Regions from separate parts of the Mus musculus genome. Here regions 1 and 3 are each linked to region 2. The links are chromatin loops, found by intact Hi-C in ENCODE. Cell type or tissue: gastrocnemius. All regions are shown on one strand. Each heading gives the region's core, and the rest is flanking DNA. Links, peaks and the distances in the headings are about the cores only.

What was found. Peaks named below come from ENCODE experiments on the same cell type or tissue, not always from the same donor. Only the 100,000 strongest peaks of a DNase experiment are listed, where the experiment ranks them.
Region 1: a loop joins it to region 2, with 2.2 times the contacts of the local background. A loop is called at or near these places in 9 of 42 quality-filtered maps.
Region 3: a loop joins it to region 2, with 3.0 times the contacts of the local background. A loop is called at or near these places in 4 of 42 quality-filtered maps.

What each region holds. Positions count from the first base shown.
Region 1 is chr17:53,645,761-53,656,299 of GRCm38, reverse strand. Kat2b (K(lysine) acetyltransferase 2B) reads right to left here. Exons shown (of 18, transcript NM_020005.4): 9 at 7,417-7,553; 10 at 3,070-3,278; 11 at 1,735-1,861. Among named protein-coding and RNA genes, the nearest start is that of Sgo1, 38 kb to the left of the region's middle. In gastrocnemius, for the core only: no CTCF peak of the experiment used is centred there; DNase peaks (open chromatin) are centred at 4,801 and 5,426; H3K27ac peaks cover 1,372 bases.
Region 2 is chr17:53,562,486-53,573,024 of GRCm38, reverse strand. Kat2b (K(lysine) acetyltransferase 2B) reads right to left here and starts at 6,054. Exons shown (of 18, transcript NM_020005.4): 1 at 5,447-6,054. The coding sequence starts at 5,695. In gastrocnemius, for the core only: CTCF peaks have their summits at 5,058 and 6,060; DNase peaks (open chromatin) are centred at 5,545, 5,928, 6,311, 6,683 and 3 more places; H3K4me3 peaks cover 4,626 bases; H3K27ac peaks cover 4,818 bases.
Region 3 is chr17:53,626,624-53,637,162 of GRCm38, reverse strand. Kat2b (K(lysine) acetyltransferase 2B) reads right to left here. Exons shown (of 18, transcript NM_020005.4): 4 at 7,747-7,839; 5 at 4,445-4,626. Among named protein-coding and RNA genes, the nearest start is that of Sgo1, 57 kb to the left of the region's middle. In gastrocnemius, for the core only: no CTCF peak of the experiment used is centred there; no DNase peak of the experiment used is centred there.

The DNA.
Region 1 (10,539 bases), core at 1,709-9,708, 83 kb before region 2:
AGGTGGAGGAGAGGAGAGGGAGAGAGAAAATAGGCAATAGGATCAGGAGCTCAGGGCCACTATATAGCAAATATGAGACCACCATCAATTCCAGGAGACTTTTTGTCTTTAAAGGGGAGGGAAGCAGGGGAAGGGGTGTTGGGCAGTGAACATGGGAGGGACATGCAAACCTAACCACACTTGGAACAGAAAATGCGTCTTCCAGTGACTTATTTTTAGTCTTTGTAAATGGCAGTCCTTCTTTGACTCTGAAAGAACTAATAGACTCCTTCGCCCTGCACTGCCCAGGACAGAAGCCACCAGCCTCTTGTGCTCACTGAGTACATGAATGTGGCCAGTCCAAACTGGGTGGGACAGGCTGGGAGTCTAAACCACACAGCGGTTTCAAAGGCTTAGTACAGAGAATGCAGATGCTGTTGACGATTCCTCATGATACTGAATTTTACCTTAAATGAAACATATTTGAAAAAAATGGCCTCTCCTGCCTGCACTTGCTGTTTTGAAATAGATTTTCTAGAAAGCGTAGACTAAGTGCAGTGATGGATTGTGTGTGCAGCTTCCACACGCTACTGTTGAACAACTTGCCTCAGACCTTACAACAACTTTGTTTGTAGTGCTCCTGACTCCTAAGCTGTTCACGGCCCCTTCTCACACACAGTTTCTTCATACTCTTTTGTATCTGTCTGCAACCTGTGGGTCTTAACCCCTTTGGGGTCAGATATCAAATATCCTACATTTATATTACAATTTATAGCTAGCAAAATTACAACTATGAAGTAGTAGCAAAAATAATTTTCTGTGTGGGGGTCACCAACAGCATGAGAATGGTATTAAGGGGCAGCTTTAGGAAGGTCTGTTGAATGCCAAAAGCAAAACCTTCTAAGACGGAAACAGTGTCCTCAGAAAAACAGAGTAGAATACGACAGAGTGTAGAGAAGTGCTCTTTGTACCCAGCACATCTAGGTTATTCCAGGCAACCCTAAGAAAGCACAGCCTTAGCGCCAAAGGAACAGAGGACCCGTGCCAGAGACAACATGGGAGGGACAGAGGAGGACTTCAGCAAAATCAAAACCTAATGCAGGAACAACAGGGTTACAGCTATGTGTGGCAAAGTGCTAACTTAGCATGCACAGAGCCAAGTCCACGTAAATACTCTTCTTCTTTCCGTCTGTTTCTATTTTAGACAGGGCCTTCTGGGCTATCCTGGACTTAATAGGTAAACCAGGCTGGCCTCAAACTCACAGAGATCTACCTACCTCTCCTTCCTATGCACTGGGATTAAATGTGTGTGGGCCATCACACCCAACTCCTTTTGGGATTTCCTTAATATTCGTTTCTCTTTATAGACAAGGTCATGAGAATCTTGTTGAAGTGTGTGAGATAACTAAATACTCTGTGCGTGTGTGTGTATGTGTGTGTGTGTGTGTGTGTGTGTGTCCCATCTGATTGTCTGTGTCTGTTACATATAAATTAACAATAAACACAGATTTGCCTGCCATCTGCTACTGTCAGGATACAAGCTCTGCTTAGACAAAGCCTCTGTGCAACCCTACTAAAAATATTCAGTCTGATGAACTATGCCCACATACACACAGGGAGAGAACTTCGAAGGAAGGCCTGAACTTCACATCCTGAGCCTTCTCTGAGCCGAGCCTAGAGGGAACTCCCATGCTCCTCTGCAGCAGCAAGAAGCCCTACCCCTGCTTCCCTGCCAAGGTCCTGGGCAGCTCTTACCTTGACTTGTTCATTTGAGGTTACTGCACAGAAAACAATCTCTGTGAATCCCTGGGATGGAAACATCCGGAAACAGATACCACCAATGACACGGCCATCTTTAATTAAAGCAAGGGTTTTGTGTTTCCTAAAAATAAATAAAATAATGTTCAATCAGAGTTTTATCTTGTTTGGTTACGTAAAACACTTGTGGAGATGCTTCCTGCTTGGAAGGGGATGGGTTGTAAGTTCTTTCATCTAGATGCTAGGCAGCCATTTCCCTGGACTCTACAGGGCAAGCCTACTTCATCAAAGCTCCCACCAAAGCAAAGAAAGTATTCCCTGAGAAGAGCCTGAGCCCATAAGTGTGTGCTTAGAAGGGTTCTGAAACTGGCATGCCCAATGTCCAGCGGGCTATAGGGGTTGGAGGGAGAGCTCAAAGCTGTACACAAGGATGGCCTGCATTTCTGAAGAGTTCACACTTACACAGACAGTGACGTTACATCAAAGAACATAACATCCACATGTAGGAACTGTCAAGCCCCCATGTGTGGAATCTCACCTGACTGACTCACTCTGACTTGCCACGTGCACAGAGCACATTTCACATAGGCTGTCTCGCTAACTAGGTCAAAATACAGCCAATTGGAGACATCTGCTTACTTGTTGTTGGGTTTGTTGGGTCTGTTATATATAAATTAACAATAAACACAGATTTACTTTCAAACCTCTGTCTGCCATCTGCTACTGTCAGGATACATGCTTTTTGCAGACTGACTGATTGATTGATTGATTGATTGATTGATTGATTGATAGAATTGTGCATTGAACCTAGGGCTTTGTTTATGCTAGGTGAGCCCTCTACCGATGAACTACATCCTCATCCTTGGTTGTTTTGTTTTGTTTTTCCTTAAACCCATAGATTTTGTAGGTTAACATATCCAAAATCCCAATGGTTTTCCCAAGGTTTACAGAGTATATGGCATAGCAGATATGGTGCTGTCCTCTGTACTTCTCCTGAAGATCCAACACAACTTTGGTGCAACCTTACCTATGGGTACTTGGTCTACAGTGGTACCTAGTTAATATAACAAAGCCAAGAATGTATGGGCTATGAAGTAAGACACCCTAGGATTTCTATGCTCTCGTGGCTATAAAATTTCAGTCTATTAATAAGAATGTAAAAAGTGTTGATAGATTAATCTTAGTGATTTTGACCCGAAAGTTATATCAGTATGGCTCTCTATCAACAGTAGGACAGAAGGCAGCTATATTCCAAGGGCTGAATGTCACTGTCTAAATAAACAGTTCGTCCTTGGACTGGAGAGGAACTAAGGAAGAATGAGTTGAACTTACGGGTCAAAGACGAGCCGTGTGATGTACTCTTTGGGCATTCTGGGCAGCTGGTGGGAAAACACATTCTGGAGGCCCACGAGCCACATCAGGATCTTCTTGTTTGGTTTCTGGTTCAGGGAGTTGCCCACCACGTGGAATTCAATGACACCCCTGCGTTCTTCCAGCCGTGCCGCCTCATCTCTGGCCGAATGGGCTGACAGAAAATTGGTCTGGGATCCAGAAGACAAGAATAGATTACAAAGGGCTTTTCTTTGAAAGTGGTGGACTGGATAATATGAACTCTTTCCATGTTCTGATAAGACTCTGATGTGAATTTCTGGGTCTTAAACACATATGCACAAGAGCCCCTGTGCATCCACATCCCACAAGTTATGAAGACAAAATAGAAATGTGAATTAAGTAGGTTAGATAGGTGAATCAGCAGTTAAAAAAGTTTACTATATAATCAGACAGACTGGAGTTTGGAATCCCAGTATCCATAGAACAAGCCACGAGCATCCTTTTGCACACTTGTAACCCCAGCTCCAATGAAGGCATAGACAGAAGGGTCACTAGGGCTTGCTGGCTTCCAACCTAACCAAGAAAATAAGCTGAAGCCCTAGGTTGAGGCCCCGTCTCAAAAGGCTTGAAGGAAAGTTGTAGGGGAAGATACTGAATACCCTCTTCTGGCCCTGATGCACACACAGGCATGGGAAACCACGCACACAAAAGTAAGTGGATGAATTAAGTAGATAAATTAGCATTATGAAAAGTTAATAAGTGCATGTGCATTATATTTTATATGGGTTAGGCATCAGAAAACTTTTGGTTGTTGTTCTGAGACAGGGTCTTGCTCTGTAGTATAAGCTGGCCTTGAACTAAAATCTTCCTACCTCAGCTTGCCCAGGGACAGGAAATATATATATCACTTCTGATTAGGAAAATCGTTTTGTAAGAGAACCTGTAGAAAATATTTTAGAAGAGCTGAGGAGATAGCACACCAACTAAAGCACTTGCTGCATAACTTGAGGACCAGAGTGCAGATCCCCAGAGCCTAGGATTTCAAGTGGATCTGGTGGCCAGCAGTAGTGCAAGCTGACTACTGAGACTAATCAACAAACAAGTTATGTGGGGTTTTGGTTTGTTTGTTTGTTTGTTTTTGTTTTGAGAGAGAATCTGCCATGCATGGGCACCGATGTCCTGCCATGCTCATGTGAACATATGTATCAACGCAAAAGTTATCTTTAAGACAATATTTTAGGGCGGTGTTAGAAAGCTGGCTCCTTGGTTAAGAGCATGCACTGCTCTTTGAGAGGACCCAAGTGTGGGTCCTACAAAATACACACACTTGGTGGCTCACAACTGCCTGTAACTCCAGTCCTGAGAGTCTGACACCCTCCTCTGGCCTCCTTGGGCACATGTACATAATTCCACACAGATATACATGTACAGGTAATTTAAACAATAAAATAAGATATTTTTAATCATGTGTACCCCCTCTCTCCTATTCAGTTGCTACTGTAGCCTATAAGCAGACACAGACACACTAGTATAGAATACGGAGCATGATCTTCCAACTCTAAGGAGGGTAGCGGAGCTTGAGGAAAAGATCAGCAGTTCACAGTGCCTGCTGGTCTACAGGGAACGCAGGCTTGGTTTCAAGCCCCCATATTGGGAGGCTCACAACCGCCTGCAACTCCAGCTCCAGGGGACCCAGTGCCCCTTTCTGGCTTCTATGGGCAGCCACACATACATGGCATGTACTCAGATATATGCCATAAATAAATAAAAATAAATATAAAAATTTTTGAATTGGGGGAGCAGTCAGGTGGCACAGCAGGTAGGGTGCTTGATACAAAACCCGAGAACCTAAGTTCAATACCTGGACAAAGACCCATCTGACGGAAGGTGAAAATGAATCCCCTCACACTGGCCTCTAACCTCCATATTTACACCATGGCCTGGGTGTCTCCACTGGTGCATGAACACATACACACACAAGCACATTAAATAAATCAGTGTTCATTTTTAAGAGAGAACCAATAAGATGCATTATCAGGTAAGAGTGTTCACTGCACAAAACTGATGACTTCGGTTTGAGGCCCAGAATCCACAACTAAAGGAGAGAACTGACTTGTGAAAGTTGTCCCCTAGCCTCGATGCATGAGTGAGTCACTCACACAACATATTAATAACATAGAAGCAATGAAAATAATAATAATAATAATAATAAATTAAAGACCATTAAGATAACAGGTTCCAAATTCTTGAAATAGAGCAGCAGTCATATTTATATTCTTAGTGCCTCTTTTGGGAAGACACTTTTCTTTCTAGAAGTATCTATTGATCCAGACTTAAAACTCACAGCAGGCTACATGGCCTAGAGCCAGCACCCCATGCTTTAATCCACCTCATGCTGGGCAAGGAAATCTTTGACAAACAGCTCTGCTGGGAAGAAAAATCCTAACTATAGCACTAGCTTTGAGGTCTCTGGCTAGTTGTCTAGGTGACTGGGTATCACTGTGGTAGATATTTCAAGTGACCAAGATATTTAAAAACTAGCTTACAAAAATGTCTAAAACTGTAGCAGCTTTCTTGGGCATGCTGATACACTATTAACTACAGCAACAGATTGTGAAATGGGAGACTGCCTCCCCACTTTTCATCTGAGCAGGCCAAGCTCTGGCTCATGTATGAAGTTACGAAACCCCTAAAGCCAATACACAGAAGGTCAGCTTTAGGTCCCCACAGACTGGATAGTCAGTCCAGAAGGAATGAATTTTATGAGATGGTTCTGTTGCAACACTCAATCCTCCAAATGATCTTTGACATTAATAAAAGAGTCACAAAAACAGAGCAGTATGAAACTTACTGATTTAATCTAGCAAAGCCACACCAAAAAGATAGAAGTTGTTTATACACTACTACCCAAGTCATGTGTTCATTTCCTGGAAACGTCTTGAGCCTCCCTGTTCCTGGATGTCTTACAATAAGATGAGAGCAGACTTTCAACCAAAATGTTTTACCTGCATTGACCTAAACTATTACACAGATCCACACTGAGATATTATGCATAATTTGCTAACAAAGTTCCTCAACAAAGACAGCATTGTAAGAGAAGAGAAAAGGCCTGGAGAATGGCTTTAAAGGAGACTAAGGAGCCGGGGATATGGCTCGGAGGTATGGAATATGGCATATAACAAGCCCTTGACTTGATCCCCACCACCACATGAACCTAGCAAGGTGGTTCAAGGTCATTAATCCTGGCTATATAGATAGTCCAAGATCAGCCTAGACTACATGAGACCAGTCCAGGAAAAAAAAAAGAAAGAAAGAAAGAGAGAGAGAGAGAGAGAGAGAAGGAAAGGAAGGAAGGAAGGAAGGAAGGAAGGAAGGAAGGAAGGAAGGAAGGAGGCAGGGAGGCAGGCAGGGAGGGAGGAAGGAGAGAGACAGAGACAGAGAGAAGGAAGATAAAAAGATGAAGAAATGAATACTGAATTCTATGCTTGGTTCTTAACTGAGCCTCCAACAATAACGCATATTATGAATAGCATAAATTGGTCAGATGGTCACTGGACCTAGAGGTTGAAAATTAGGCCATAAGTCAGCAAACTTTCCACTGAAAAGTCAAGAGATGAACTTTTTTTTTTTTTTTTGCAAGACACACATTCCAAGCCTCAGTGATTCCATTTTCCTGCTATGCGCAATGGTTAGCAATTAACACAGCCCAGAAAAGCGATTTCCAGCCTACGACGCTGGACACCTTCACTCCTAGCGAGTAAGAAGCTGACACCCAATTCCTTAGCCCACAAGCTGAGCAGCAGACATGACTGGTAGGCTACAGTCTGCCAACCCTAAACCAGAGAACCTTATAATGAAGTTAAATTTCCTGAGTGCTAACTCACGTGATTATATAAGAGAATTGCTTTCCTATGAGACACAGGCAGATGCACTAGGTGTGATGTATTATTATATCTGTTTCGGACTCTGCAATGATTCTAAAAGGTTCACAGGAGAGGAAAAGGAGGTCAAGAAAGGAAAAAAGGAGGTAATCACTGACGCTTCTCAGCACAACACAGTCCATGGGTGTTTCGTTTTCTTTTGTTTTCTTTTGTTTTGTCTTTTGCATTGCTGGTGGAAGCTTGAAATTCTTCACTATGGAAACGTTCCCAACTACTTGAAACTGTAGTTTGTGCCCCTGTAATTGATATTTATCAAAGGGAACCACATCTTGGTTAGCCACTCCTGACCTCCCTATAGTGGCCTCTAGGTTACAGGTGACCAGCAGTGTGTTCTCAGCACCCCACCCTCATCTGTGACAGCTAGTGTGGCAGGGAGACCAGAAGGTGCCTTGTTCACCCTGCTGACCTCTGGTCCAAGCATCCCTGCAGGGTCTGTGATGGTAGACATGACCTCATTGATCAATTCCACGGGAATATCCCCCATCACTCGAGATCTCTTGGCCTCCTCGGGAGCATGAGAGTTGTTCATTTTCCTCTTTTCTCCTGTGATGTTCAAAATAAAAGGCAAAAGAAAAAAAATGGATGGTTTGAAATGGAAATACATACTGATGGATCTAATGTACTTGGGGAGGAGATGTGGAGTGAGAAAATGTCTTGCCATGTATCCCTGGATGGTCTAATACTATATATATGGGTGTGTGTGGGTGTGTGTGTGTGTATACATATATATAGTATTAGACCATCAATATTACACAGACACACACATATATAATATACATATATACACATATACATATATATATAGTATTAGACTATTAGTATTAGACACACACACACACATATATATGTGTGTGTGTGTGTGTATGTGTATGTGTGTGTGTGTGTATGTGTATGTGTATATGTATGTGTATATGTGTGTGTGTGTGTGTGTGTGTGTGTATGTGTATGTGTATGTGTATGTGTATGTGTATGTGTATGTGTATGTGTATGTGTATGTGTATGTGTATGGCTCGGGTTAGCTTCAAACTGGTGGTAATACTCCTGCTTCTATCTTCCGAAAGCTGGGATAATAGATGTACATTTTCACACTGGTCTCCCTACTAATTTTCTAATAGCACTAATGGCTGTCTCAGGAGGGAAAAAAGTGGTGGTGGAAGAGAAGGGAGATCACCACCACTGCCAATTCCAGATCCATCTTAAAGATTGCTTATTTTCTAAGATGACTTTCAACCTGACATATGAGTTATTAAAGCATGTTTCTTTGTCTTAATTTTTTATTTACTTTTATGTTGTATACATTGCTATTTTGCCTGCATGCATGTCTGTATGAGGATGTCAGATCCTGTCTGGAACTGGAGTTCCAGGTAACTGGGAGCTGTCTGACATGGGTACTAGGAACCAAGCACGGGTCCTCTGCAAGAACAGCCAGGGCTTTGAAACACTGGGCCATCTTTCCAAGCCTAAACATATGGGTTTGGTTTTTATGTTTGTTTATTTGTTTGTTCGTTTGTTGTTTGTTGTTTGTTTTTTGACATAGAGCTTGGTTTCTGTTATTTATTGGAGGATTGGGAGCTCAAGGTCTTCCTTGACTACACAGTGAATTCAAAACTGTAATACATTTCTATGATCATAGATGTCAAAGACTGTTTTAATCGCCTCAAATAGAATGTGTTGGTTGTTGTTATTAAATCTCTAATTTCTTCCTAGCAAGAATCTGTGTTTCCCAATGCTGGGGGTAGAATAATCCCTGAGCATCCAGCAACCCAGGCCTGGAGGACATTTTGTCTGCTTGATATATAAATTAAGAAGGTTTGTTTTTCTTTTTCCTTTTTTTTTTTTTTTTTTTTTTTTGGTTTTTCGAGACAGGGTTTCTCTGTGTAGCCCTGGCTGTCCTGGAACTCACTCTGTAGACCAGGCTGACCTCGAACTCAGAAATCCGCCTGCTTCTGCCTCCCAAGTGCTGGGATTAAAGATGTGCACCACCACGCCCGGCCAAGTTTGTTTTTCAAACCTTCAATGCTGGTTGATCTAATTATTTACCTCCATCTACACATTATACAACAGGTGTTCATATGCATGCTCGTATATTATATTTAGGTACCTTTTTATATATTTGAAAAATACCAGTAAAATGTTTTGCTTTAATAAAAACACTGAGGAGATGGCTATGGTAAAATGACTTGCCTTCCAAATGTGTGACTCAAAAGTCAGATCCTTAGCACCCACAAAAGCCAGGCAGTCATGCTGACCGACTTCTAATTCCAGCCCTTGGAAGGAGGAGGAGGAGGAGGCCAATATCTCTACAGAAAGCTGGCTAGCTAGACCAGCCTTTCTCTGTAAGCTTTGGGTTCAATTGAAATATTTGGCCTCAGGGAATAATGTGGAAAGTGATCAAGGAAGATTCTTTTTGTTTTGTTTGAGTTTCTTGTTTGTTTGTCTGTCTGTTGTTTGAAACAGGATTTCTCTGTGTTGCCCTGGCTGTCCTGAAGCATGCTCTGTAAACAAGGCAGGCTTTGAACTCAGAGATGTGCCTGCCTCTGCCTCCCAAGGGTTGGATTTAAAGGCATGCACTGCCACCGACACCGGGAGAGGAAGATTCCTAACATCAGTCTTAGAGCTCCACACACATGTGTACCACACACACTCACATGTATACCATACATGCACAATGGAAAATTATAAAGTTAAATAAATAAATTTTAAACAGTAAATTTTCTTTTCTCATTACAAAATGGTCCACTTTAACACTCACATGTCGTAATTTGGGAGGGTGGGGTTTGGATTCCTCTCCCTTAAAAATGACACTTCACAAGGCCAGCAAGGCCCTGGCTGAGAAAAGTATGCAAAGGCACAGAGAACATTCTCCTATGTTCCTCCTGAAAATTGTAGAACATGGTAGCTTTTTCTATTGCCTTCTTATGTCCATGTCTGATGTAACCACGTCTGGCATTTGACATACTATAAAAACAAAGTCAGTCCTGAAATCCTCTGAGCTCAGCCTCCTAACTGCTGGGATTATAGTTAGCATTACCACACCCACCTTGTTATGACCTTTTCTCCTTTCCATACTCACATTTGATTTTTCTGGCTTTCTTTTCCTTTTACTATTATTACCTGCATCTATTTTTTTAATCTGGTGCAAGCATTGTGTGTTCACTCATGTGTGCACACATCTGTGTGTTTGTGTGTGTATATGTGTGTGCACACATGTATTGTTGAGGCTAGAACCCAGAGCTTTATACGTTCCAGGCAAGCACTCCACCATTGAGCTACATCCCCAATCCAATAACTGAATAAAAATACGAATAGTAATTTGAAAGCAGGCATGGTACCGCATGCCTTTAATCCTAACACTGACAAAGTAGGTAGATCTCTGTGAGTTTGAGGGCAGCCTGGTCTGTATAGCAATTTCTAGGACAGCAGCACTACACAGAAATACCTGAGGGGTTGTTCACTTAAAAAAAGAAGAAAATAGTAACTTTTCAATGTCCAAATGCAATTTGTTCCTCAAATATGAAGCTCATTAACA
Region 2 (10,539 bases), core at 1,148-9,147:
TAGGACATTCAACCTGCCCAATGTAAAACAAAGAGGTTATTGCATGGCTTTAAAAGAAAATTGTTGTTTCCATATAAACCACTCAGAATAATTATTATCTGACTGTACTTAAAAAAAAACAAAATCCAAAAAAGAGAGCTGACATGACCTGACTGGGGCCCCATCCACTTCTAGCCTCCACTAACACAGTAACTCTGATGTCAGCCATCACAGGGCCTTTGGCTCTTCTGCTTCTGCTATAATTACTCTTGCATCATTGATGCCTTAACTAAATGCCTAACTAAGTCCTGTCTGGGTACCACTAAACTGATGGTTATTAAATCCCAGTATAAACAGGTCATCACAGAGTCAAGGATTTGACTCAAGATATAAGTCAGGGAAGGAATGTAAGACCAAAACAGGAAAAATACACTTGCAGGTTAAGAATTCTGTTTGCAGGGGTTGGGGATTTAGCTCAGAGGTAGAGCGCTTGCCTAGCAAATGCAAGGCCCTGGGTTCGGTCCTCAGCTGGGGGTGGGGGTGGGGTGGGGGGGGTGTTCTGTTTGCAGTGAAGAATGGGTTGCTGTTTGTTGGTTGGTTTGTTGACCCATCTGCACCAGCTGCACTAGATCACATGTGGGCACGAGGTATGCTTGGCCTGATTGGATTTAAGCCAGAGGGAATGTAGGCAGGTAAAACATGCCTGGCCCTGATTGGATCTGATGGGAAATTCAGTGCATTATGAGTTGTGCCTTTTAAAGTCCCTGCAAAATATGATCCATGGCCATTTTTCTACAGACTTGGCCAGTATTTAATTAAAGCTTGCTTCAAATTTGGCTTAAGACTGTGGTAGCGACAAGGACACTTGCTCTACTCTGGTCAAAGCTGCTTTATTCATAATAGCCAGAAGCTGGAAACAACCCAGATGTCCCTCAACCAAAGAATGGGTACAGAAAAGGTGGTTCATTTACACAATGGAATACTATTCAGCTATTAAAAACAAGGACATCAAATGGATGGAACTAGAAAATATCATCCTGAGCGAGGTTACCCAGACCCCAAAGGACAAGCATGGCAGGAGCCTAGCCTAGCATGGCTGTCCTCTGAGAGGCTCTACTAGCAGCTGACTGAGACAGATGCAGACACTTACAACCAACCATTGGGCTGACATCAGGGACCCTATGGAAGAGTTAGGGGGAGGATTGATGGAGCTGAGGGGGATGGCAACCGCATAGGAAGAACAACAGTGTCAACTAACTCGGACCCCTGGGAGCTCCCAGAGACTAAGCCACCAACCAAAGAGCATACATGGGCTGGTCTGTGCCCCTGGCATATATGTAACAGAGGACTGACTGCCTTGTCTGGCCTCAGTAGGAGAAGATGCACCTAAACCTGTAGAAACTTATGGCCCAGGGAAGGGGTGGGGGGGAGAGCTTGAAAAGGGGAGGGGCGAAGAACTCTTGGAGGGGGAACTGGGAAGGAGGGCAACATTTGGAAAGTACATAAATAATGGGCTGGAGAGGTAGCTCAGAGGTTAAGAGTACAGCCTGCTCTTCCAGAGGTCCTGAGGTCCTGAGTTCAATTCCCAGCAACCACATGGTGGCTCACAACCATTTTTAATGGGAGTGTCTGAAAACAGCTACGGTGTACTCGCATAAAATAAATAAATAAATAAATAAATAAATAAAACAGTTGTTAAAAAACTGGATTGTGAGTCGGGTGTGGTGGTGCATGCCTTTAATCCCAGCACTCGGGAGCCAGAGGCAGGCGGATTTCTGAGTTCGAGGCCAGCCTGGTTTACAAAGTGAGTTGGTCAGCCAGGGCTACACAGAGAAACCCTGTCTTGAAAAAAAAAAAAAAAAAAAAAAGCAAAAAAAAAAAAAAAGATTGTGGTAGTGGTCTTAATCTCTAACCAGTAGGATTAACAATCAAATTTGATTATTGTGGTAACGATTAAATTTGCAGGAAGGAGGCACTTGGGTAATTAATTCCTAATGAAAATGTTGGGTAGGGAAATAAAGAGAAGATATCTGGGAACAAATTTTGCATCTCTTTTGGCTTTGTTTGGGTTTGGGGTGTGTGTGTGTGTGTGTGTGTGTGTGTGTGTGTGTGTATGTGTGTGTGTGTGTGTGTGTGTGTGCACGTGAGATCAATACTAAACTCTGAGAGAGCCTTGTGATAAGCTCCCTCCCCGGGGTTTGGCTTTGTTTGGGTTTGGGGTGTGTGTGTGTGTGTGTGTGTGTGTGTGCGCGCACGTGAGATCAACACTAAACTCCGAGAGAGCCTTGTGATAAGCTCCCTCCCCGGGGTAGGGAATGAGTTTTCAGGAGGGAAGACCTTTCAGATCCCAGAGAAAAACGTGTGAGACCTGAGGTGGAAAGAGAACTGTTCCACAAAGCCCTGAGACAGACGTCAGCCAGGGAAGACACATAAAATAGACTCAGGAAAGGGGAAACAAAAGGATGGGAAGTCACCAAGGTCAAGACTATGCTTCCCTTATCGCTCTGGCAGTGTCACACAAGCCAAGTGGCTCTGATGCAACCTTTACCACCAACAGTTCAAAGAGCTCTAGGCTGGATCCTGTAAGACAAGTTTGTCACACACAGAGTCTTCCCTCTTTCTTCGGTTTCATAAAGTCTAAATGTCAGATCTCTGTTTTCTTTCAGTGGTCCCCAGGAAACTAAGACTTCCCAGATCTGTCTTTTTCCATCTTCCTTGATGTCCTCCCACTGGCTCAAGAGTCATTGGCAAAGGTAGTGTCAGCTGTCTTTTGTGACTTGCTCAACTTAAGTACAAAGACAAGCTGAGAAAAAAGAAAAAAAAAAAAAAAAAGCCACAGATTATGTGAGAAACCTCATCAAATCCAATCAGCCGGGCTTAAAGAAAATAATCTGACCACTCATATGCACTCGAACACACGTGCACATAATAAAATGTCTTTTTTTTTTTAATCTAAGATAACATCCCTCCCAGGTTTGGAGTCCAGTATTCCCAAACACCCACTAGGCCACACTCACCCCTCCCCCACTCCAGCAGGCCCCAAGCAAAGGAGGGCAGGCTCTGGTTGGCCCAGCTCCAAGTTTTCAAAACTGCTTTCAGTTTCTCTTTACAGCAAGAAACCCTACCCCACCCAACTCCAACGGGCCAAAAGTTCTAAATCAGTATGACACTTCCTCCGTCTACTGGATCTACAGCTACTGAGTTCTCCAAGTCCCGTGCCCTACATCCCAAAAAGGCTCCACTGGAGTCCACTGTCACTGCGTTACTGCCTTTACCTTAGAATCTGAACACATACTCCAACAACTCCACAAAGACAGACCCCAGTGCCATAAACCTGGTACCTGGCTTAATGCCTAGCCCCAGTTAGAAATCCTCATAACATTAGCTAAATAAATCAGCAAATAAGACGGCACACTTTCAGGCTGGTGAGATGACTCAAGGAGCACACAGAAGAGATGAACACTCTCTGACACTCGCAGACAAACACCACACACACTAAACTTCATTTCAGAGTCTCTCAAAAGCAGGAAGAAAGAATAACAGGTTTTTCTTTCCTAGGAGATTGTCAGAAAATATGACCAAAAAAAAAAAAATTCTCAAGTTATACACTTGAAGTTTCAAATAATTGAATAATAATGAATAATTCAAAGTATTTGGGAAGGCCAGGGGAGGAGCATGGTGGTAGAACTGTAATCCTAGGCAGATAGGAGTTCAAGACCATCCTGGACTTCATAGGAAGACCTAGAGAAAGTTAAAAAGAATGCATGTGTACAACCACTGGAAAGTTTTCAGACAGGAGGCAGTATGGAGATGGGTATTGGTGATGGGGACTCAGGCTAATACTGAAAACTAAGTCAGGACTACATAGCTGGCTTTCTGAATGAGACTAGAGCAGCTGCAAAGGCCAAGCCTATTTATTAAGTCCTTGAACTTGCTCTGGGTTCTGTTGGCCACTCTCTCCCCGGCATGCTACACCAGAGGTCCTGTCTAAGGTGGATGGTAGGTCGGACTGGTAGGACTGTAAAACTAAGGAAGTCAATAGCTTTTGGAGTAGAGCCCCTCGCCTTTCCCATTTCTTAGAAACATACTTCCAATTTTTTTTTTTTGCACGCCTTAGTCTATACCACGTGACGTTAGTATTTCCCAGCTCCTCTGCAGAATTCAAAAGTAGTAATATACTTGCTTCGTGGAAAGTATTCTCAGTTGCCACTCACATCTCCTGGGGGGCTTTGTTGGAAATGTAACTCCTCAGACCCCACCCCAGACCTCCTGATTTTTGCTTTTAGCGATTCCAAAGCATATTTGTGTGCATAAGGCACCGCACTGGAGCCCTCTCAGGAAGGCACAGCAGGTGCTGTGACTGCATCGATAAACAGGAGGTGACCACAAGGAATGGGCAGGGCATGCTTGAGACCCCAAGGTCCTTAAAGCTCCAGAAAACACGACAACCAGAATGTCCCGGAAGGGAAGTCATCTACCAGGTTTATCCATCCTGGCTGTACAGTGGGGAGTAGGAATGAGAACCTGGATGCTGCGGATGCGACTCCTTTTACAGTAGTAAGCTGGAGCAGCAAGCAACACGGGAGGTGTGAGTGAGTGAGTGCCTGGTCCCAACCACAGGCCGCCCGGGCTGACAAGGCCAAGTCCCCGCCCACTTCTGCTGTCACCCAGTCAAAACAAAGCCGCAGTCTACAGTGCAGAGTCGCTCTCCCCTGCAGCCTGGAGATGCTGAGCCCCCTACAAGTGCTCTACAGCTGGATGCCCTGGGTGCCTAAAGTCCCCAAAGAGGGAGAATGGCAAGAAAGCTGTCTTCAAACTGAGCAGACGCGCTCGCCGCCTGGGCTGTCACCCTGCCAGACCCTGTTTACACCCTAAGCGGCCAGGATCCCGCTTTCGCTAAATAAATAATAACAATAATGACAGGGTTGTCGCCGCACGGCCGAGGCCGCCAGGCGCCAAAGGACAGGGGCTTGGGGCAGTGCCCACCTCCCACCCCGCGCTCCGCCCCTTCGCTCCCGTAGAGCGCCAGGATTCCAGGACACTTCTGGGTGCTCCACAACCCAGCTCCTCCTAGCGGGGCTCAGTGGGGAGGGCGAGCGCGGGGAGACACACGCTAAGATGCCCCCAACCCCAAAAAAGCTGCTTCCCAACCCCGACAGATCTGCCACACCAAGCACAGTTACACTCCCTGTGAAAGGACTCCCGCGAGCTCCTACAGAGCAGAAAAAGCCCCAGTGCCGAGCGCTCCGAAGCCAAGACTCATCCTTCCCAGAAGAGGGACACCGGCAGATCTAGAAGACCCCCTACCCCTGTCCCAGTGAGATGCTGTGCAAGCCGCAGCGGCAGAGCGCGCGCACAGAACGCAGCACTTCCGCGGTGCCGGCGGGAAGCTGGGAGTGGGTGGGGGAGGGGAGGGGGGGTCCGAGCCCGCCCGTGACCCCGCGATTGTGCTCATCCCAGCGGGTACCTTGCAGGCGGAGTACACGCCGAGTTTCTCCAGCTTCTTCGCCCGCGGAGCAGAGCGCAACTGCGCCTTCTTCACGGCGATCCGGGCCGAGCCGCCTCCTCCCGGTCCCTCGGCCGTGCCCGCCGCGGCCACCGCGGTCGCTGGCCCGCAGGAAGCAGAGCTCCCGGCAGCGGTGGCCAGGGTCCGGGGGGAACCGTGCGGGGGCGCGGGAGGCAGTGCTGGGGACCCGGCCCCGCCAGCCTCGGCCATGCCGCCCCGACTGTCACCCGCAGCTGCCAGGGTCCCCGCGGGCGCTGGTGGCGGAGCCGAGACCCTCCCCCCCCCCCGGCCGCCGCCCTGCGCCCTCCCCGCCCCCGCCGCACTCGGCCGCCAGCGATCGCAGGCCCCCGCGCCTCCCCAGGCGGCTAGGACGCTAGCGGGCCCGAGCGCCTTGGCCGCGCTCTGCTCCCCTGGGCCTCCGGCATGCTGCTGCGAGCGTAGCCGCCCGCCGGGAGCGCCAGGGCCCGTAGGTGACCGGCGACCCGCGAGACCGGGCCGCTGCAGCCCAGGCACCTGCCGCCCTGCGCTGCTGGCGTCCCTGGGCCTGACACCCTCCCGCGCCGAGACCCAACTTCCTCCACCCTAGCGGGAGCCAGAGGAAAAAAAAATGTTTTCCAGAAGTACCCGTCAGCGGCCAATCCTCCTCTTTGTTGCTAATTCACCAAAATCATGGCGTGAAGGGTTCCTTTTTTTTTTTTTTTTTTTTTTGACTTTGAGTTAAACTTTTTTTTTTTAAACAATTCTTCCCCATCGTCTTCTCCTGGTAGTTTCTGAACCGAATATGACCAGAGAGGGAGGGAGATGACTCAATGGTGTGTGTGTGTGGTGTGTGTGTGTGTGTGTGTGTGTGTGTGTGTGTGTGTATCACATAATACTTGTTCGTTTGAGAACATTACATGTCGGCGAAATGAAAACTAAACGCATGGAAAAAGTTTGAAATTAGTCCGCCTACGGGGTTCACTCGAGGTTGGCTACTTTCAGCTGCTAGTGTGTCTATTGTTTTCAAGTTAACCAGAAAGACAGCGTCCAGGAAAGTGATTCCGATTTTGACTTAAACTTCAAAATCAAAACTATTGTCCCTGGCTCTGATGGTAGGAAGAGATTGTTTCATTTTTTCACATGGGTCAACCTTCCTAAAGCGATTTGAATAGCCCTGCATTGCCGGTCAGCACCGTTGGCAAGTGCCCTAATTCTGCGGAGCAAGCATAGTCACAATGTGGGACAATGGTCGTAATGAATTTGTGATTGGTTGTCTAGCAAGCTTGGTAGCTCCTGCTGAACTCCAGCCATATGGGATGGGCTTTCCCTTGCAAATACTCTTACCAGTCATGCTTAAAGTTGCATTTTATGTCTCAAGATGTGTTTCGCCAGATTCTGTGTCCTTTTAACGCAGAGTAATGCAATGCCAAGAGAGAAAGAAGTCTCTTCTCAAAGGAGTGACACCTGCTGTGAAACTGCAGCCTTACTAGGCTACATCTAACTGAAGTCCTTACCTAGGCTTGACCTTAGCCTAGTGTGGAAGCTCAATAGAGTAAGACTCTTGCCTCAAAAATTAATTAAATTAATTAAAAAACAGGCCAGGAGCGGTGGTCTTCACCTTTGACCCCAGAACTGCAGAAGCAGAGACTGGCCAGGCTCTGTGAGTTTGAGGAATTCTGGTCTACTGTTAGGAGTTCCAGGTCAGCTAGGGCTACACAGTGAAACCTTGTATATAAAGAAACAAGGAAAAAAAAAAAAAAAGAACTCAGCATGTCTTTAATCCTGGCATTTGGGAGGCAGAGGCAAGTGGATTTCTGAGTTCGAGGTCAGCCTGGTCTACAAAGTGAGTTGCAGGACAGCCAGGGCTACACAGAGAAATCCTGTCTGGGGAAAAAAAAAAAAAAAAAAAAAAAAAAAAGCTCAGGGGTTTTTTGTTTTGTTTTGTTGGGGGTGGGAGGGCTCAAGACAGGGTTTCTCTGTGTAGCCCTGGCTGTCCTGCAACTCACTTTGTAGACCAGGCTGGCCTCGAACTCAGAAATCCTCCTGCCTCTGCCTCCCGAAAAAGCTCAGGTTTTACATCACTGTCCTCTGGTTGTTTGTTCTTCAAGTTTCTACAATAATGTCATTAAAACATTACTTACTGGGGAAATCCAGGTTCTCTTATATGTTCTTAGTGTCCTTTATCTAAGAATTTTTAAGTGGATTCAGAAGGAAGATTGAGGCCCATTGTATTATAGTGAACTGTAAATTCTGGCAGCTGCCCAAAGGTAAACAGAAGGAAGAGAAAAACTGGCTCATTTTTAGAGTGCAGAAAGTAAGCCTGTTCTGCACTTGGAGCCTAGGTGGGGTGTAAGTAGCTGTACAAAAGGGTGGTTTGGAGATGTATATAACCTTCAGAGAAAAGTGGAGAATGCCCCGAGGGCCAGGGGTGGTATGCTTATGCTCTTGGCCAGAAACCAAAGAAGGGATAGAACTGGTGTGAAAACAAAGATACACCTTTTGAGTTAAGAGGTCAAAAAGGCAGACAATCTCGAAAAACCAAAAAAAAAAAAAAAAAAAAAAAAAAAGAGGCAGACAAGAGTTCGAGGCCAGCCTGGTCTACAAAGTGAGTTGCAGGACAGCCAGGGGTATACAGAGAAACCCTGTCTTGGAAAAAAAAGGCAGACAAGCTTAGCAGTCCAGATCTGTAAGTGGCTGCACAGCGAGAGGGGCTTATGGGTAAATGTAAGAACATTATCTCATTTAAGAGACTGAAAAATGTTCCCATCTCCTTAATGTGTTTGTGGGCATATCAGTTTCCCTAAAAACTGGTTACCTGGCCAGATGATATTTATTGCCTTTCGAGACAGGGTTTCACTGTGTAGCCCTGGCTGTCCTGGAATTCACTCTGTAGACCAGGCTGGCCAGGAACTCACATATATCTTCCTGCTTCTGCCCTCTGAGAGCTTGGATTATTGAAAGCATGCACACCTAATGGTGATTTGTGGTGATTTGACAGGGCCAGTTGGAAGAGGACAGTAATTTGTAACCTTTTTTTTTAGTTTTTCTTTGTGTAGCCCTGGCCGTCCTGGAACTCACTCTGTAGACCAGGCTGGCCTCGAACTCAGAAGTCTGCCTGCCTCTACCCCCCAAGTGCTGGGATTAAAGGCATGTGCCACCACTGCCCGGCCAAATCTAAGTTCTTTAATTCTCTCTCTTTGTCTCAAAAACAAACAAACAAACAAAAAGTCGAATAGTACATTAAATGTAATCTTTTAAGAAAAAAAAAATCTATGGCCAGGCATGGTGTCGAAAGCCTTTAATCTCAGGACTCGGGAGGCAGAGGCAGGCAGATTTCTGAGTTTGAGGCCAGCCTGGTCTACAAAATGAGTTCCAGGACAGCCAGGGCTATACAGAGAAACCCTGTCTCGAAAAACAAAAATAAATAAATAAATAAATATAAAAATAAGCATGTAAAATACCCAGACTTGATGCTAGAGTCTGTTGTGCCAGGGAAATATTAGTGATCCCAAAAAAGACAGACAGGAGTTGATCTGATGTAACTCACAGCAGGGTCTTTATTCTATTTGAGCAAGCTCCCCTGCCCCCAACACATCACCTTCAAGCAAGACAGTTATAGTGGTGGGGAAGCCTCAACTGTCTATGTGGCAAGGCTTTACAGTAAGCAACAAGCAGGGATTCATGTGCAAGCACCTAATTAGAAAGCTGCTGTGCCCTTTAACATAATTGGCTGGTTCTGGGAGTCCTATCATAAACTTAACTTCTGCTCCCCTCTGCACTGGTGGTCGTTAGGTAAGGGGTGGGCTTGTGACCTGGGGGTGCAGGTTTGTTGGGGGAATAATCTGGAGACACTGGTCTTGTTGAGGGGTGTAACCTGGAAACTCTGGTCTTGTTGGGTATTTAGCCTAGAGACTGCAGCTAGGCTCAGGTTTTGTCGTGGGGGGCAACTGGGAAACTAATGCTAAGTACCAGCCTGTTAACTTACCCTGAGTTCAAACTTAGGTCAGGTTCCCTGAAATGGAGTCACAATTTAAAAGCTTGGGCATCTCAGTCCGCAGTTCAGAACACTCATTGCTTTTGCTGAGAACCCAGGTTCAATTCCCACCACCCACATAGCAGTTCACAACCACCCTAACTCCAGTTCCAAGGGATCCACTCCTTCTGACCTTAACGGGTACCATGTATGCATATGGCATACATTACATGCAAGTAAAACATGCACACCCATAAAATCAATAAGCCTAAAACAATTCTTATTAAATAGCCCAGCTTTAGGAAGAGGAAACCGCCCTTTCTAAAATAGGCCTCATCAAAGCCTGCGACTCCCACCCTCCACTCTTTCTTAGTTTCTCAAGTTCTAAGGAGGGGCAATTGGAATGCTTCCTTTTCTACAAAATGGTTGTGGTAGCTTGGAGTAATAATTCACAAATGTAATCCCAGGATGTTGGAAGCAGACATATATGGTAGCAAGTTCAAATCCAGTCCGGGCTACCTAATGAGCAACGAGCCAGCAAGGGCTACATAATGGGACCCTAGCGTTAAATTACTTAATTAAATTAAAAGTTGTATCGCCATGTAAATAGAAGATGGAGTCCAAGGTTTATAGTGAAGGAGAAGGGAAGAGGGGGAGGCCTATCCTCATGGATTGGCCTACTAATGCCTATTCAGCTTTCTAACATAACTAAGTGACTGTAGTACTCAGATCAAACTTCTTCCTGACATTTCTTTTCTTTTATTTTGATCAGGTTTGATCATCATGACATTAACAAAGGGTATTGGGTTCCACTTCTGGCCATTTGTTACACTGATGGAATGGTCCTCTTGATTTGTATGTACCACTGGGTGTAAATGTTATCTCAAAAGTGGGATGATGGGGCTGGAGAGATGGCTCAGTGGTTAAGAGCACTGACTGCTCTTCCAAAGGTCCTGAGTTCAAATCCCAGCAACCACATGGTGGCTCACAACCACCCATAGTGAGATCTGATGCCCTCTTCTGGTGCATCTGAAGACAGCTACAGTGTACTTAGATACAATAATAAATAAAAATCTTAAAAAAATATTTTTTAAAAAAAAAG
Region 3 (10,539 bases), core at 1,131-9,130, 64 kb before region 2:
CCTATAGGCATGATGGCATATCCCTGTGATTGCAGTATTCAGGTGGCCAAGAGAGAAGGATCATGTAAGTTTGTGGCCGGTCTGGGCTAGCTACATATTAATACTGTGTTCCTCTCAAATACATGCAAGCACACACGCATGCACGTGCACACACACACACACACACATACACACACACACACACACACACACACACTTTTCTTCTTTTTTATGATACATAGAATGAACAAATGAATGAATGAACTGCCTAGATGACACTCTCTTACTGCCGAAGCTGTGGGGGGAAGATAAAGAGCTTTAAGACTGTTCAAACCCCAGTCAGGCGCAGGAAGTAAGAAGCTTTGACCATCTGTCACCTAGGTATACTCTGCAGCCTCAAAGTCAAGGCTGCTTTCAGCACTGTGGGATAGAAGAGAAACCCAGTTTGCTTGACCTGACCAGAGGTCTGCAGCGAGCTGACCATCGGGGCCATCTAATTTAGAAAACTTCCTTCAACGCTAGTGCTTGAAAATGAAAAGATTCAGAAACCGTCCCTTGGATTTCCAGTCTACAGATGTGGTGGACTCTACTACTTCCAGAGACAGCAGTAAGCAGAGATCATGGGATTCCCAGAGTGTAGCAGTAAGTATGGGAGACGCCATGGGAATGTGTCATTGCACAAACCCCCCTCTTCCAGGCCAGGGCTGCTATCCAAAACAATAAAAATAAAAAATAAAAACCTTCCTCCATCCAATGAGGACGCTAACAGGTAAGGTGAAGCAAGGGCAGGAATGAATGGCGTGCTGCTGTACACCTAGGGGGCCTCAGTCTGTATCTGACCCCAAACGATCCTATGTAGGGGGCAATGGAGCTGTGCTGTGTCTCTTAGCAGGAAGACTTTCATGATCATACACACCCATAATTCTCCTTACATGGTAGGCCAAGGCAGGAGAATGGTAGGTTCAACACCAATCTGAACTATCCAGGGAAGGGGAAGAGAGGGAGGGAAAGAAAGAAGATGGGTAGACGAGAAGGAAAAAGCTTTTTGCTTGCGTCCCACCCTACCCCCATATTTTGAGACAGCTTTACTCTGTAGTGTAGCCTGGCTTTGAACTCATGGCAAAACTGCTACCTCAGACCCCTAAGCACCGGGGTTACAAGCATGAGTCACTCCTTGGGGAGAAGCGAGTTGGTGTTATTATGTCTGCCTTGATCCACAACCTTTTCTTCTTTTTAAATTTTAGTCTATGTATGTTATAGCGTTTTGTCTGTATTTATGTATATGCACCATGTGTGCCTAGTGCCTGAGGAGGAACACAGTGTTGGATCCCTTGGAACTGGAGTTACACACAGGTGGTTATGAGCCACCTAATATGAGTGCTGGGAACCAAACACCAGTCCCCTGCAAGAGCAGTGTGTGCAGTAAATCACTGAGCAATCTTCCCAGATTCATAGTCTTAAAACACTACACTACTTCTGTTTTCCTCTCTCAGCTCACTCCTCTCTATAGATGGATGATAGATAGATAGATAGATAGATAGATAGATAGATAGATAGGTAGGTAGGTAGGTAGGTAGGTAGGTAGGTAGGTAGGTAGATAGATAGATAGATAGATAGATAGACAGACAGACAGACAGACAGACAGACAGACAGACAGACAGACATATATGGATATATACATACATATATACATATTCATACAGTGTAGGTACTATTTTGCACATGTGGCCCCTATCTGGGCTTCACATCTGTATCTAAGCAGTGCTAGCTTGTGTCTAAAATGCATTATAGGTATCTGACAATCAAGAAACTGGCATTTCTGCTATAAAAATTATGGTTTATGAATATCATAATAAAAGATTTAATTATCTGGTTGGTTGGCTGGTTGGTTGGTTGGTTTTGAGATAGGGTCTCTTTTCGTAGCCCTGGCTGGCCTGGAACTAGCTGTGTAGAGCAGGCTAGCCTCAAACACCAAGATCCATGAACTACCACAACTGACTAAACAATAATGTAAAACTTAAAACACCTTTTCTTTTACTCATAAGAGTGCCAAGCAATTCTGTTAAATCCGTTTCATTTATTTTGTATTTTGAGGTGGGGTCTCCTGTAGCTGTCTGGCCTTGCAGTCCTGACCCTCCTGGGATCACATCCCTGGGACTAAGATTATAGACATGTGCCATCTCAGGTTGCTTTTTACTTTTTTCAATAAATAAAGCTTCAGACCTTTATTCACCACAGAGAATCCCACTTGCCTCATTTTTACGTTAATAGTGTTCTGTAAGTATGGTCTGTTTGTTGTTTTATTTTTTTTTCCCCAATTGTCCTCAACTTTGCTGGGTTCTTCTCCCTGTTTCCTTTCATCAAAGGGCATGATGGAGGACGCTGAGGTGAATGCATCTACCTTCATTCCCTCCTATTATAAACAGAGTCTCTTGGTCTAGAAATGAACAGGTCCCAGGACATACAGGGACATATCCACTGTCTCTGGGCAGGTTTCTCTTCTCATGGTTAGCTCCACCTTTTTGGTCCAGGGGGGAAGCTGAGCACCAAAGGACTCTTCTCCTGTTTCTATCATATACTATGACAGCTTCAAAAGTCTCACTCAAATACCAACACTCTCGTTCAACTGTCCATTAGTCTTGACAACCCTACATTGGCAGACTGTGTTCTAGATAGCACTGGTGGGGGAGGCAGGTGAAAACAAAACCCAAAATCTTCCCTGTAACTGGTTTATGCCAGACAGCAGTGCAAACTTCTCAGAGGATACAACTCCACAGAGCAAGAAGCTGAGAGTAAGGAAAGAGAAGGCTGCTCTACAGCTCACACAGATAGAGGAAGGTGGGACCAGAGACAAGCCCTGAGCCCACTGAGAGCCCAATTTCTGGTTTTGCCACTCTCTAAGTATCTATTATGTGCCAACCATTTCTTGATAGTTCCGAAGTGCCTCCCTCTACTAATTATTTGGGTTTGGTTTGGTTTGGTTGGTTGGTTGGTTTGGGTTGGGTTTTTTGTTTGTTTGTTTGTTTTTTGTTTTTTGTTTTTTGTTTTTTGGTTTTTGGTTTTTTTTTTGCAGACAGTGTTTCTCTGTATAGTTCTGGCTGTCCGGAAACTCATTCAGGCTGCCCCCCAACTCAGAGATCTGCCTCTCAAGTGCTTTGATTAAAGGCATACACCACCACACCCAGCTTCACTTTGTTTTCTAAAATTTGGCAATATCGCTCGTGTTTCTTTAACATTTAATTCTCTTTCTTCTCCTTCCATTCTACCTCAAACCTCCAAACCCCCTCTTAAAGACTGTGGCCTGAAACTCACAATCATCCTGCCTCCACTTTTAGCATCTTCAGAGCACAGGTATGCACACACCTCTTTTTTTAATTATTCACCTTCCTTTCTTTCCTTCTTTCCTTCTTTCCTTCTTTCCTTCTTTCCTTCTTTCCTTCTTTCCTTCTTTCCTTCTTTCCTTCTTTCCTTCTTTCTTCCTTCCTTCCTTCCTTCCTTCCTTCCTTTCTTTCTTTCTTTCTTTCTTTCTTTCTCTTTTGTCCCTTTTTTTCTTGATGAAACAATAATTTTCTCCAGTAAGAGCTACAAGCACAGGATTGGTGGTACACACCTGTAATCTCAGAATTCACCTGGGCTATATAGTGAGTTCAAGGATACCCGGGCTACATGCACCCTCTCTCAAACAAGTCCATACATGGTATGAATATCATGGAAAGAGATAAAATTTCTTCCCACAGCTACTTAACTGAAGATGAATGTAAGCCTTTATATTTTGGAAAATGAACATGCAGAATTGTTTTCTAATTTATCCTTCATGTCAATATACTATATGATATTGTAATCATTAAAATTAAAACCAAAAAGTTAAATGAAAAAATATAAGCCATGTTCTAACATTTTTTTCTTTGTGACAGTGTCTTATTATATAGCATTGGTTGAGCATATAATATGGAACTCACTAAAGTAGACTAAGCTGGTCTTTTCAGAGATCTGCTTGCTTCTGCCTCTCAAATGTTGGATTTAAAGGCATGTGTCTTGGCTCCTGTAGATGTTGTAAATCACATAGTAGCCACATTGAAGAAATAAAAACTAGAAGTTAAATTAACCCTATTTAATTTAATTTATCTAAAATATCATCAGGGCTAGTAAGATGGCTCAGTGGATAATGGTTCTTGCCACCAAACCTGAGGACTGGGTAACATTTCTCTGTATCACATGGTAGAGAGAGCCGATCCCTACAAGCCTGTTTCTACAACCCCCACATACATGGCAGGGCAGAGAGACAAATAAATATAAATACATTATTAATTAATTAATTAATTAATTAAAACTAGAACTTGAAACTAAACTGCATAGGCATGCTGTCTGAGTGAATGGAGTCACTGAGCAGAGCAGAAGTGAATAGTAATTTCATGCCTTGAAAGGTTCTCTTTGGAGCCAGGCTGCAGGATTCGAACTCAGTTACCTTGTGTAGTTTTCCTTGTATCCAGAGATGTCATCATTGGGAGACCGTAGTCTCCGCTGAGATGGAGCCTCCAGATGCCAGTAGTTGATGCGGTTCAGAAACATCTTGGCCAGCTCGATCGTTGTCTGCCTCTCTTTCGATGGCAAGTGACTAAACTTGTACTGCACGAAGTTGTTCACACCCTGAAAAGATGGAAATGCAGCATGTTAATGAAGCTAGATAACCATATTAACTCAGAATACAGCCAGTTACCTCAGTGGTTATTAGAAAAAAAAAAAAAGATAATTTCTCAATAGAGAAAAAAAAGTTTTCCCTTTGCTTAAAAAGAACCACTACTACCATGGGAAATCTCCCTTCTGGTCACAGTGGAAGAAGTTACAAAATAAAAAAAATCAGAATTATCATTTTGCCCCCACTTCAATCTGAAGCATCAAAGAGCAAATCCCGGACAAACATGGGAAGGGGTAAAAAAACCCTTAAATAAATGAGGTTCTGGGATAATTGTTTCTGTCTGTGAATTTTTTAAAAGTTCACTACCTCATCTTGAACTAACCGCCAAAATATGTACTTTTCCGAGAGAGTTATAGGTTGATTTAAATTTTCTATAAAATATTCCCATCTCATCACATAAAAGATCAAGAAGTCTTCCTAGTTTAGAATCAATAGGAAACATATTCTCAGCCAGGCAGTGGTGGCGCACAGCTTTAATGTCAGCACTTGGAAGGCAGAGACAGATGGATCTCTGAATTTGAGGCCAGCCTGGTCTGCACAGTGAGTTCCAAGATAGCCAGAGCTATACAGAGAAACCCTGTCTCAATAAACCAAAGATGAAGAGGAGGAGGAGGAAAAAAATTATTCTTACAAAAAGTCATGTATTTGTAACAACGCTGGTATCATATTGTGATGGTTAGCGCTGTCAACTTGACCTACAGTCATCACCTGGGAAAACAGTCTTAGAGAGTTGGGCATGGCTTCAGAGAATGGTCTTAATCCAGTTTATTGATGTGGGATGAGCCAGCCCACTGTGGGTAGCACCATTCCCTATGACTGAGGTTCTGATCTGCTTAAGCATAAGTAAACAAAACTGAACACAGCAAGCCTAAATGAATTCACTGCTTTCTGCTCTTGACTGTGAATGTGATATGATAAGCTTCCTGGAGTTCCTGCCACTGTGACTTCCTGTTATGAAGAACTGCAATCTGGATTGTAAACTGAAGAAACATCTTTCTCAGAAACTGTTCTTTCTTTTTTTTTTTTTTAATGAGGTATTTTTATCACAACAACAGAAATCAGGTATTTTATCACAACAACTGAAATCAGGTACTTCACAGCAACAGAAACATCACTAGAATTAGAATTAACTCCCACCTCCACCCCCACCAAGTTACAATGTTTACCACATCTTTAATGAACTCCCTCTCCTCAATAGGCTTTTTCAGACAGTGCCAAATAAAAAAACAAAGCCAAATAACCCCATTAAAAAATGGGGCTCAGAACTGAACAAAGAATTCTCACCTGAGGAATACCGAATGGTAGAGAAGCACCTGAAAAAATGTTCAACATCCTTAATCATCAGGGAAATGCAAATCAAAACAACCCTGAGATTCCACCTCACACCAGTCAGAATGGCTAAGATCAAAAATTCAGGTGACAGCAGATGCTGGCGTGGATGTGGAGAAAGAGGAACACTCCTCCATTGTTGGTGGGATTGCAGGCTTGTACAACCACTCTGGAAATCAATCTGGCAGTTCCTTAGAAAACTGGACATAGTACTACCGGAGGATCCAGCAATACCTCTCCTGGGCATATATCCAGAAGATGCCCCAACTGGTAAGAAGGACACATGCTCCACTATGTTCATAGCAGCCTTATTTATAATAGCCAGAAGCTGGAAAGAACCCAGATGCCCCTCAACAGAGGAATGGATACAGAAAATGTGGTATATCTACACAATGGAGTACTACTCAGCTATTAAAAAGAATGAATTTATGAAATTCCTAGCCAAATGGATGGACCTGGAGGGCATCATCCTGAGTGAGGTAACACATTCACAAAGGAACTCACACAATATGTACTCACTGATAAGTGGATATTAGCCCCAAACCTAGGATACCCAAGATATAAGATACAATTTGCTAAACACATGAAACTCAAGAAGAATGAAGACTGAAGTGTGGACACTATGCCCCTCCTTAGAATTGGGAACAAAACACCCATGGAAGGAGTTACAGAGACAAAGTTTGGAGCTGAGATGAAAGGATGGACCATGTAGAGACTGCCATATCCAGGGATCCACCCCATAATCAGCATCCAAATGCTGACACCATTGCATACACTAGCAAGATTTTATTGAAAGGACCCAGATGTAGCTGTCTCCTGTGAGACTATGCCGGAGCCTAGCAAACACAGAAGTGGATGCTCACAGTCAGCTAATGGATGGATCACAGGGCTCCCAATGGAGGAGCTAGAGAAAGTAGCCAAGGAGCTAAAGGGATCTGCAACCCTATAGGTGGAACAACATTATGAACTAACCAGTACCCTGGAGCTCTTGACTCCATATGTATTGCATATGTATCAAAAGATGGCCTAGTCGGCCATCACTGGAAAGAGAGGCCCATTGGACACGCAAACTTTATATGCCCCAGTACAGGGGAACGCCAGGGCCAAAAAGGGGGAGTGGGTGGGTAGGGGAGTGGGGGTGGGTGGGTATGGGGGACTTTTGGTATAGCGTTGGAAATGTAAATGAGCTAAATACCTAATAAAAAATGGAAAAAATAAATAAATAATAAATAAATAAATAAACACAAAGCCTTCATTTTTAGATCTCAAAAGCATGAAAAGGCACGTTTTATGAGTTCTTACTAACTACATGTTCTACTCAATTCTCCTACATACAGAGTGGAGTCTAAGTGAACAACACTCCCAAAAGACAAAAGCCAGAATATTCATGACACTAGGCACGTACATGGGACACAGAAGAGGGCATCAGATCCCATTACAGATGGTTGTGAGCCACCATGTGGTGGCTGAGATTTGAACTCAGGACTTTGGAAAGAACAGTCAGTGCTCTTACCCACTGAGCCATCTCACCAGCCCCTATTTGTAGGAACATCTTGTAGCTGGGTGGGGATGGATGCAAGAACTATATAGAAATGTTGAAGGAAGCATAAAATCTTCAGGCTAGAATATATCTTAATGGTATATGATGGCTAACTGGTTCCAGGTTTGAACCCAGCAAACAAAACCTGGCAGGGCCTTCAGCCTTAAATGCATGAAAAAAGAGCTCCTCTAAATATGCTTACCTGTTCAATACTGGGCTTCTCAAATGGCGGCTTCTTCTCCAAGGAGCCTTCAACCACAGGTTTTCCTCTTTGTAAAATTGACTTTCTCAAGAGCTGCAAAGAAATCATTTTTTTAAAACAAACTTTAGTTTGAAAGGCTTTTTTATGGTGTGTTTGTAGTTATGTGGTCCAGGTTTTGGTTTTTTGAAACAGGGTCTCCCTATGTAGTCCAGGCTGACCTTGAACTCGTGGCCCTTCTTTCTCAGCCTCAATTTTCCAAGTACTGGAATTACAGGTATGTACCACCGTATCTAGCATTTAAAGCACGCATGCGTACACACATAGTCACACATACAAATACATCCCATACTACATCTATTTCTTTCCTCCCCCCCACCTTACCCCACATATACCTAAGCTTTAAGAGAAATCACCAACTTAGCTACATATATAAGAACTAATCTTTAAGTCAGATACTCAAACTCCTAGATACCAAAAACTTGCCTTCTTGCGTTTAAACAGAGCCAAACAACCTCTCAATTCTGAGCAGTCTGGACTATCCTGCACTGAATACACACACATACACACACACACACACACACACACACACACACACACACACACACACACCACTCTACTCCTCCTTCAGTTTCCCCTTCTTTCCCATTTTTGCTTGCTAGGGACCCAGAGGCCCAGTGAGACTCATTGAGGCCACCACAGGTAGCTGAAGCTCTCAGAGTCTTAAACACTAGAAAAAGCAGGCTCCACTCTGCACACATAAGGCCAAGGCCAGGAGCGCAGGCTCAGAAGCTTGGAAGGAGCTTTCTCTACCTCTGTCTTTTTCCACTCCTTCTCTGTCTGTAGAGGCCAGGTGCATGTTCTCTGGGCCCACAAACCAAATATACCGCTTCTAATTCCAGCCTGAGAATCAAAGGCTCCAAAGAAAAAAAAAGGGGACAGAAAGAGGAATATTTCCCTCAGAGCACAACACCTTCTAGGGGGCCCATATACGTTATGGATGTGGAGGAGTTACTGATCCTTTCGATGTGCTGTAATAAAGGTAAGCACTGTGTGTTTGCAGTGTTAAAGATTAAGCATGAATCAATTGTAGCTCTGGCTAGAATCCCAGACCTCGGAAGTGGAGGCAGAAGGATCAGAGTGCTTAGGCCATCCTCAGCTACATGCTGAGTTTAAAGCTACACGAGACTCCATCTTAAAACAAAACTAAACGGGATTTGTCATGAATTTTAAAAGCAAGAAATCCCAGTCCCTGTGTTTATTTTCAGAGTTAGATAAGATCTTCTTTCCTATCTCAGCCCCTTGGGAACTGGATCCACTGAATGGTTAGTTTTTTGGTAAATCGATATGAACTGGGAGACAGTGAACCTATTTTCTCAAATATAAAGGGATAGAGCTGGAAATTGGGCACCATGGCTCATGCTCCCATCCCAGTACTCAGGAGGCTGAGGCAATAAGAATTGCTACAAGTTCACAGCTAGCCCCAGCTACCTAGTGAGTTTCAGACTAGCCACAGCTACACAGAAAGATCCTCTTTCAAACAACAACAAAAAGATTGGCCTGAATTACATAGAAAGACCAGGTCTCAGGAAAAGAAAGAAAAGGGGATGGTTGAGAGAGAAGAGAACACTGGCTATCTTAGATTCTGACTTGAGAAGCAAATATATCTTTCCTGTCGTTTGGAAATGAGGGAGGGCAAAGGCCAGAGACCTACAGCCTGGGCCAATGCTCACTGGCTTGTTCTACTGGCTGCAAGCCACAGGGCCAACAGGATGGAAAGCCTGACAGCATCTTGACTTGCAAGGCAACGAAAACTGCGGGGTCACTTGCTCCGAGACAAACACCAGCTAAAGTTATGCAGCCCTTGTTTTCCCTCAACAAAGATCTTTCTCCAAAGAAGCACTACCAGCTACAAACTGCCAGGGTTGATTGAGTCAAATGACTCCAGCCCCACAGCTATGTCCACAAGCTGCCACCTAAGGGGCCTATCCTGCGGATGCTGTGTGACTCACTCACCCACCCAACTCATCCCATCTGTGATTTTCCAATAGTACCCAAAAACGAAAAAAAAATGGATCCTCCTTCCCCCTCCTTCAGTTAATACAGCAGAAACTATAAGTAAAGAAGAGAAGGAGGGAGGGAAGAAGGGAGGTAAGTAATGAACGAAAGAAGGAAGAAACAAATGAACAAAGAGAAGGGGAAACTACAGAGCAAATGTTTAGATAAAGACAAGAATCCTGTAGAGAATCCACTGAGATTCCCAGCAGCTATGGCAAAGACAGGATCTCAGTGAATGACTTAGCTCTCTCTGCCATACAAAACATAAGCAGAGGCTGGAATGCAGTTCAAAAATAGCACGTGTCCATATTGGAATACAAAGTAATATATAAGGCCCTGATCTCAATCCCCACTATCACAAAAAGTAAAAACTAAAAATAATTTAAATGCACTAGCTCTCAGGAAAAGAAGAAAGCTTTTGTGAGCTATGAACATAGCTAAATTTCTGGTATGTACCTTGCAATCATGTAGTATATAGACATACATACAAGCAAAATACACACACACACACACACACACATCACTACAGAGAAAAAGAGAGTGTGACCAGAGAGGGGAGGCTAGTTGGGTATTGGTGGTGCACACCTTTGCTCCCAGCACTCAGGAGGCAGAAGCAAGCAGGGTTCTGTGAGTTCTAGGCCAACCTGGTCTACAGAGTAAGTTCCTGCACAGTCAGGGCTACACAGAGAAACCATGTCTCCAAAAGAAAAAAAAAAAAAAAAAGAGGAGGTGCCGGGC